2 separate regions of the Homo sapiens genome follow, and region 1 is linked to region 2. Evidence: chromatin loops called from intact Hi-C (ENCODE). Cell type or tissue: heart right ventricle. All regions are shown on one strand. Each heading gives the region's core, and the rest is flanking DNA. Links, peaks and the distances in the headings are about the cores only. Region 1 has its middle 66 kb from the start of LINC02559. Region 2 overlaps SEZ6L (seizure related 6 homolog like).

The links. A loop is a pair of places that touch in the nucleus more often than their neighbours do. Peaks named below come from ENCODE experiments on the same cell type or tissue, not always from the same donor. Only the 100,000 strongest peaks of a DNase experiment are listed, where the experiment ranks them.
Region 1: a loop joins it to region 2, with 4 times the contacts of the local background. A loop is called at or near these places in 35 of 110 quality-filtered maps.

What each region holds. Positions count from the first base shown.
Region 1 is chr22:26,084,766-26,087,681 of GRCh38, forward strand. No RefSeq gene overlaps it. Among named protein-coding and RNA genes, the nearest start is that of LINC02559, 66 kb to the right of the region's middle. In heart right ventricle, for the core only: a CTCF peak has its summit at 1,861; no DNase peak of the experiment used is centred there.
Region 2 is chr22:26,319,743-26,322,658 of GRCh38, forward strand. The region is part of intron 9 of SEZ6L (seizure related 6 homolog like); the gene reads left to right. Among named protein-coding and RNA genes, the nearest start is that of SEZ6L-AS1, 75 kb to the left of the region's middle. RefSeq lists an enhancer at 1,184-2,150. In heart right ventricle, for the core only: no CTCF peak of the experiment used is centred there; a DNase peak (open chromatin) is centred at 1,795; H3K27ac peaks cover 1,005 bases.

The DNA.
Region 1 (2,916 bases), core at 313-2,812, 230 kb before region 2:
AGAACTCTGGATGACTCTTGAGTAACTTTTTTTCTGAAGGCAACAGATGGTGGCTGGAGTGGGATGTGGGTCAAAGTTCTTTGTTGTTTTTACTTGTTTTGCTTTAAGAAGGGAACGTTATGGTAAGTTTATTTGCTGATGGGAATAATCCAGTAAAAAGAGAAACACTTATGATTTGGGAGAGAAAGGGATTGATCACTGGAGTGATGTGGCTTGATGGGGTGTGGGAAGAGGAACCCAGAACTCCCATGGATGAGCTGTCAGCATCGACAGGCATTCATGGGACAGGGAGAGGACAGGTACATGAGCTCATCTGGGGAAGGTTGGCAGGGTGAGTGTGGCAGAAGTGTGGCATGGGGCAAATAACCCCTTCCTGTTTTCTTAGGGGAAAGGAAGCAGGGACATTAACCAAGACTGAGGAGGAAGAGTTGGAGAGTTGAAGGGAGGGTCGTGAAAGTTGTCTTGCAGCTGGGATCATGGACTTGCAATAGGTTCTGAGCATACATTTAAAGTGATACCAGCTGACCTGGGTGTTTTTTGTCTTCCAGCCATTTGTATCTGTAGAGACACAGGTGTGGAAAAGATCAGCACTTGGATTCAATCTGGGTTGAAGTTTTGCCAGGTGAGTGTAAAGGAGGAAGAAGAACAAGAATATTAAGATTGAAAGCAAAGAAGTGAATACGATAATGGGCATCTACCTGCCTTTCCCCACCTTTCTTTCTTTGTCTCTACAGCTCACTTTCTACACACACACACACACACACACACACACACCCTAGAGGGGACATGGAGAGAGGTATTTGTAACTTTTAGAAATATGACAGAGCTATCAGCTATGTGACAGCTCCATAATTGTGAAGTAGGCTGCATACATTTTGATCCGAACGTGACTGTTGCAATTGTTCTGCATCGGTGTATCATATTTTTTTCCCATCAAGCCAAAGAACAAAAACAAAGAAAAACTGTGTCTGAGAAGGAGGAAGTCAGGAGCGACAACTACAAAACTAGAAGTGTGTGGCTGAGATGCTTCTCTTCATTCCCCCAGCTCCATGTGCCTTTAAAACAAAGTACCAGGTTCTCAAGGGATCATGAATGATTCTTTTTTCCTCTCATCCAAATGCCCGTGAGTTCCTCCCCTTACCCTTCAGAGGCATAAATCTCAGTGGGGCCAATTTGGGACAAGCCAATTCTCATCAGTGTTTAATTCAGGTACAAGAAAATTGCTGGACTGCAGGCAGAGGGCAGGAAGCTAAATTCAACTGGGAGGTGGACAATGGCCATTGATACTAGTGGGAATGTTAAATCTTATTGGGAAAGTCTCTTAATTATGTGATTCAGCTCTTAGATAAAGGATTATTTTTAAGCACAAATAGCTTTTTCTGTAATAGCTGTTCCTTTTCTCAGGCAGAGAGCCAGAGGACAAGAGATGTCCCAGTGACCCATCTGACTCGAAACTCTGTGTGTTCAGCAAGGCATAGCACAACTGCCCAAAGCAAGGGACCAGGGGTGGGGGTGAAGGGTTGGGTGTGGGGAGAGAGTTGCTGCTCTGGAGCCCAACCTCTATCTGTTGTAAATGGCTGAACAGACACTTGCAGAAGGAGAGATTTTGAGGGTCACTTGGAAAACCTGTATGGATTGTTTAATAATGTCTGCCATAAGAACAGAGGTGGAGAGCAGTGGTACACATACCAAGTATCAGCCATTTGTAATCCATAGAAATCTACTGTAGGAATTGATTAGCAATGTCTGCCATGAGCATAGAAGTGGAGAGTGGCAGTACATATGCTGTATATCTGCCATTTGTGAACCAAGGATGTTTTTGTGGAAAGCATATCAGTCCAGCTAGATGGCAGTGTGGCTCTAAGTCAATAGGGTAGAGTTTCAGTAGACCCCTGCCAAAAGATAAATCCAAATCCTACTTTGCCCGTGTATTATACAGTGACTTTAACCAAATGACTACATCTCTTGGAGCTTCTTTTTTTCTTTCTTTTTTTTTTTTTTTTTTTACATCTGTACAATAGAGGGAACAATCACTATGTCATTGGTTGTTGTGAGAATAAAACAACTATTAAAGCCCTTGGTGTCTTGTGAATTTTGATATGGGCTTAAGATATTGTGATTGCGGTTATAATTATTTCTATTATTAATTGCTGATAAAATGTCAACTATGTGCCAAGTATTTTGTTTGGCGCTTTTATGTATATTAACTTATTTGTTTCTCATAATAGCTCTGCAAGTTAGGTACTAATCACAGTCTCCATTTTATAGAAGGGGAAAGTGAGTTTCACAGAGGGTAGGTGACACATGCATTGACACACAGACAGCAAAAACGGATCCTGGATATAAATCAGGATGGAGAGATTCCAAAGCCATTGTTTAAATCTCTACCTGTTGCTCTCTTAGCAGTACCAGCCTAAGAGCCCAGTTTTCTGGGTCTGATCCCCCGTTCTTTTGAAGACCTACTGTGTGTCTTGAGGCAAGTCGCACTTCCACATGCAACTCAGTCTTTACATCTTGGAAAGAGACAGTTGGAATAGACCCATGGTTTCTACACTTTGTTTGTTAGAGTTCCAAGAGTCTGAAGAGTTTCCCTGGGATGGAGGAAGATTTGTATACCCTCCTCCACTCAAACCTGGGCATCTCTCATTTGCTCTATTTTCTATATCAGAATTCCAGGTATGATTTAATTTGGAAAGGGATCCTGCTGCTACAAAAAGTTTGGAAACCATCTCCTTAGATGATGGTAGTTGTCACTTATTCATCATCTATTATATGCCAAGCCTTTCACATATGCTGTTTACAACCTGCAGTAACAAAACAAGGTAAAACATTATTATTCACATAATTTTTCAGGAAAGGAAACTGAGATTCAGAGCAGTTCAATCCCTGGCTAAGGTCACCTTGGTAGTTGTGCCA
Region 2 (2,916 bases), core at 285-2,784:
CTCCAGGAGAAGAGCAGGAGTTTATTTTTTGTCTTATTCACTGCCGTAACCCTAATATATAGACCAGTGCATGGCCCATAGTAGGTGCTTAATAAATAAAAGGCAAGGAAGTAAATGTAGCTTGTCAGGATCATACAGACATGAGGCTTCAAAGCGAGAATTTGAACCCAAATTTATGTTCAGCTGGCTATGATGCACGTGGAGGGAAAAAAGAGGGTCAGAAAAATATGGAAAGACCTTCTGGGGACATGGCCTCCATTTTTTAGTAAGTACAGGTTTATTACATGACAGGGAACCTGGTTGATAAGAAATAACATTTGGCTAAAAATTATCAGGTAAAGTATTAAATAATAGAAGTAGGAGGTCTCCCCAAGAGAATATTTTATAGGGTTATAGTTTCAAAGGATGTGTCATCATGGACCTTAGAATCAGAATATCTAGCGGGAGGGGGACTTCAAGGTCCCCCAATCCAGTGATGCTGAGATATGCTGGCAGAGTTCAGGGCCAAGTGCCGTGGGGCTTGGGGAGCCTGTATCATTCTCCCGGGTGTTCTGAGCACTGGACACTAAGCCAAGCAGAAAGTGATGACGGAACCACAGACAGGCTCAGAATGGGGCCAATAAGGGGGGGCATCGCCCTCCCCAAGGCAGCTGTCACGACTTGCGTTAGGACAAGCAGCCAGTGTCATCCCGGGGCCTTAGGATTTGCAGTGACATCAAAATCAATTCAGTCCCAGTTTTAATCATCATGGACATGTGAGGACTGTCATTTTTGTCACTGAGCAAGTTTAAATCGATTCCACATATATTTATTGAGCATCCACTATGTAGCAGGCATTGAGGCTGGGCCCTGGCAGTGAGCAAGACAGATGCAGCCCCGCCCCCGGGGAGCCATGTTGTAGGCTGATACAGCACCAGCAAGAGGAAATACAGCACTCTGGGGGCCCAGAGCGAGGGAAGGTGAGCCTGGCTGAGAATGTGAGGGAGAAGCTTTCCTGAGAACAGTAAAGTCTAAGTCAGTTTTTCTCAACCAGGGTCTATCTTGCCCCAGGGGACACTTGCCAATGTTTGGAGGCATTTCTAGTTGGGACAATGGGAGGGTGCGGGGGAGAGCACCCCCAGCATCTAGTGGGGACAGGCCAGGGATGCTGCTATGCATCCTACAATGCACAGGACAGTCCCCACCACAAAGAATGAGCTGACCCAAAATATCAACGGTGTTGAAGCAGAGAAACCCTGATCTATGCTAAGACCTGAAAGACAGAGAGAAGATGGGCAGAGATGGAGGGGAACAGTGTTCCAGCCAAAAGGAACAGCATGTGCTAAGGTCCAGAGGCAGGAAAGCACAGCTCCCTTCTTAATTGTCCATGATATTTAATATTTGCTGAGCACTTAGGACATCCCAAGCAGTTACATCCTAGACATCTTCACGACAAGCACATGCCTTGGGTTCTGTTATTATCTCCATTTTCCAGATGAGTAAACTGAGGCTCGGGGTGGTGGGAGAGTGCCTGTGATCGCACAGCTAGAAGCTGGCGGAGCTTGGACTTTAACCCCACTTGCCATGTCTCCAGGACCCTGTGTGTCTGGAGTTCAAGGGTGCGTCCATGAAGTAGGACAGCCTGGCGGTGAATGCGACTCAGCAGCGCCTTGAAGGCCACATTAGGGAGTCTGGGCTTCCCCAAATTGGGCAGCAGGAAAAGGGTTTAAGCACTTAAAGAGATTAAAGCTTTGCAGAAGGGAGCTGAGTCCTCTGGTCACCAGCCCGAGGCTCACGCCGACAAGCTTGGCACACACTTGGCAGAGTGGCATCTGGACTTGGCACCTCCTCCCTCCCACAGAGGGAGTGAAAATAGCATCTCAACAGCCAGGGTTACGTGAGGCCCAAGAGCTGCTGGGTTTAATTTATCTTGCTTGGTTTTCCACTGACAGTTTTAGTAAACCAATTTGGGTTTGATAGTAAAAATAATTCCATCCTCCGGGCCCCTCAGCCCTCCTAAGTGTTTGCAATTGTTATTTTTCACATCGACGATGGGGAGGGAGTGTGCACTGCAGACCGAGCTGGGTAGGTGGCCCATAGTAGGCGCATGACTTAGCTGTCTGCTGAGTCATGAATGAGGACGTAAGCCACATTTCCCAGGCGAGAGGGGATCTCTCTCCCTCTTCGTCTACTGGGCAGTCTGTTGATACCGTGGCCATGGCGGTTCTAATTAGTTACCATTTATTAAAAACCTACTATGTGCTAGGCAGGCCCTGAGCTGCATCGTTTAGGTCCGTGAGCAATAATAAATGTGAACATTATTATGCAGAGATAATAATTACATAAATGAGAGCTAATGTGGGTAGAGATAATTACAGAAGGGTAATTACCCAAATTAGAGATAATGTATGCCAAGCACATTGCATGGTATCTGGCACATAGTTGGTGCTTCATAAATGGAGACTACTATTATCAGGAATCCTCAGATAAGGCAGATATTATCATTACCACTTTATGGGTTGGGTATGACAGCACAGAGAGGTTACGTGGTTTCCTCAGGTCACACAGCTAGTAAAGACGGAGCACACACCGTAGCCTCCACTTCCACTGACTTGAACAGCTTTCGGGGCACCAGCTGTGTGTCTCGGCAATGTAGCAGCGACACGGGAAGGCTCCCAGGCCTGTAGGGACTCAAAGTTCAGGAAGGGACACATAGCCATAAACAGACAGCCTGGCAAAATGTAAGCAAAGTCCTGTGGCTTGGAGGGTGAGTTGAGGAGGTAGAGGGGAACTAGATTTATCTCCGTGAATTATGGAAATATCCCTGAGAAGGTGACATCCAGAAGGAATCTTGAAGAGTGCCAGTTGCCCGGAGTTAATGGGAGAAAAGTGTCGTGAGCAAAGGATTCAAGCAGTGATGACAGTGACCATTAGGCA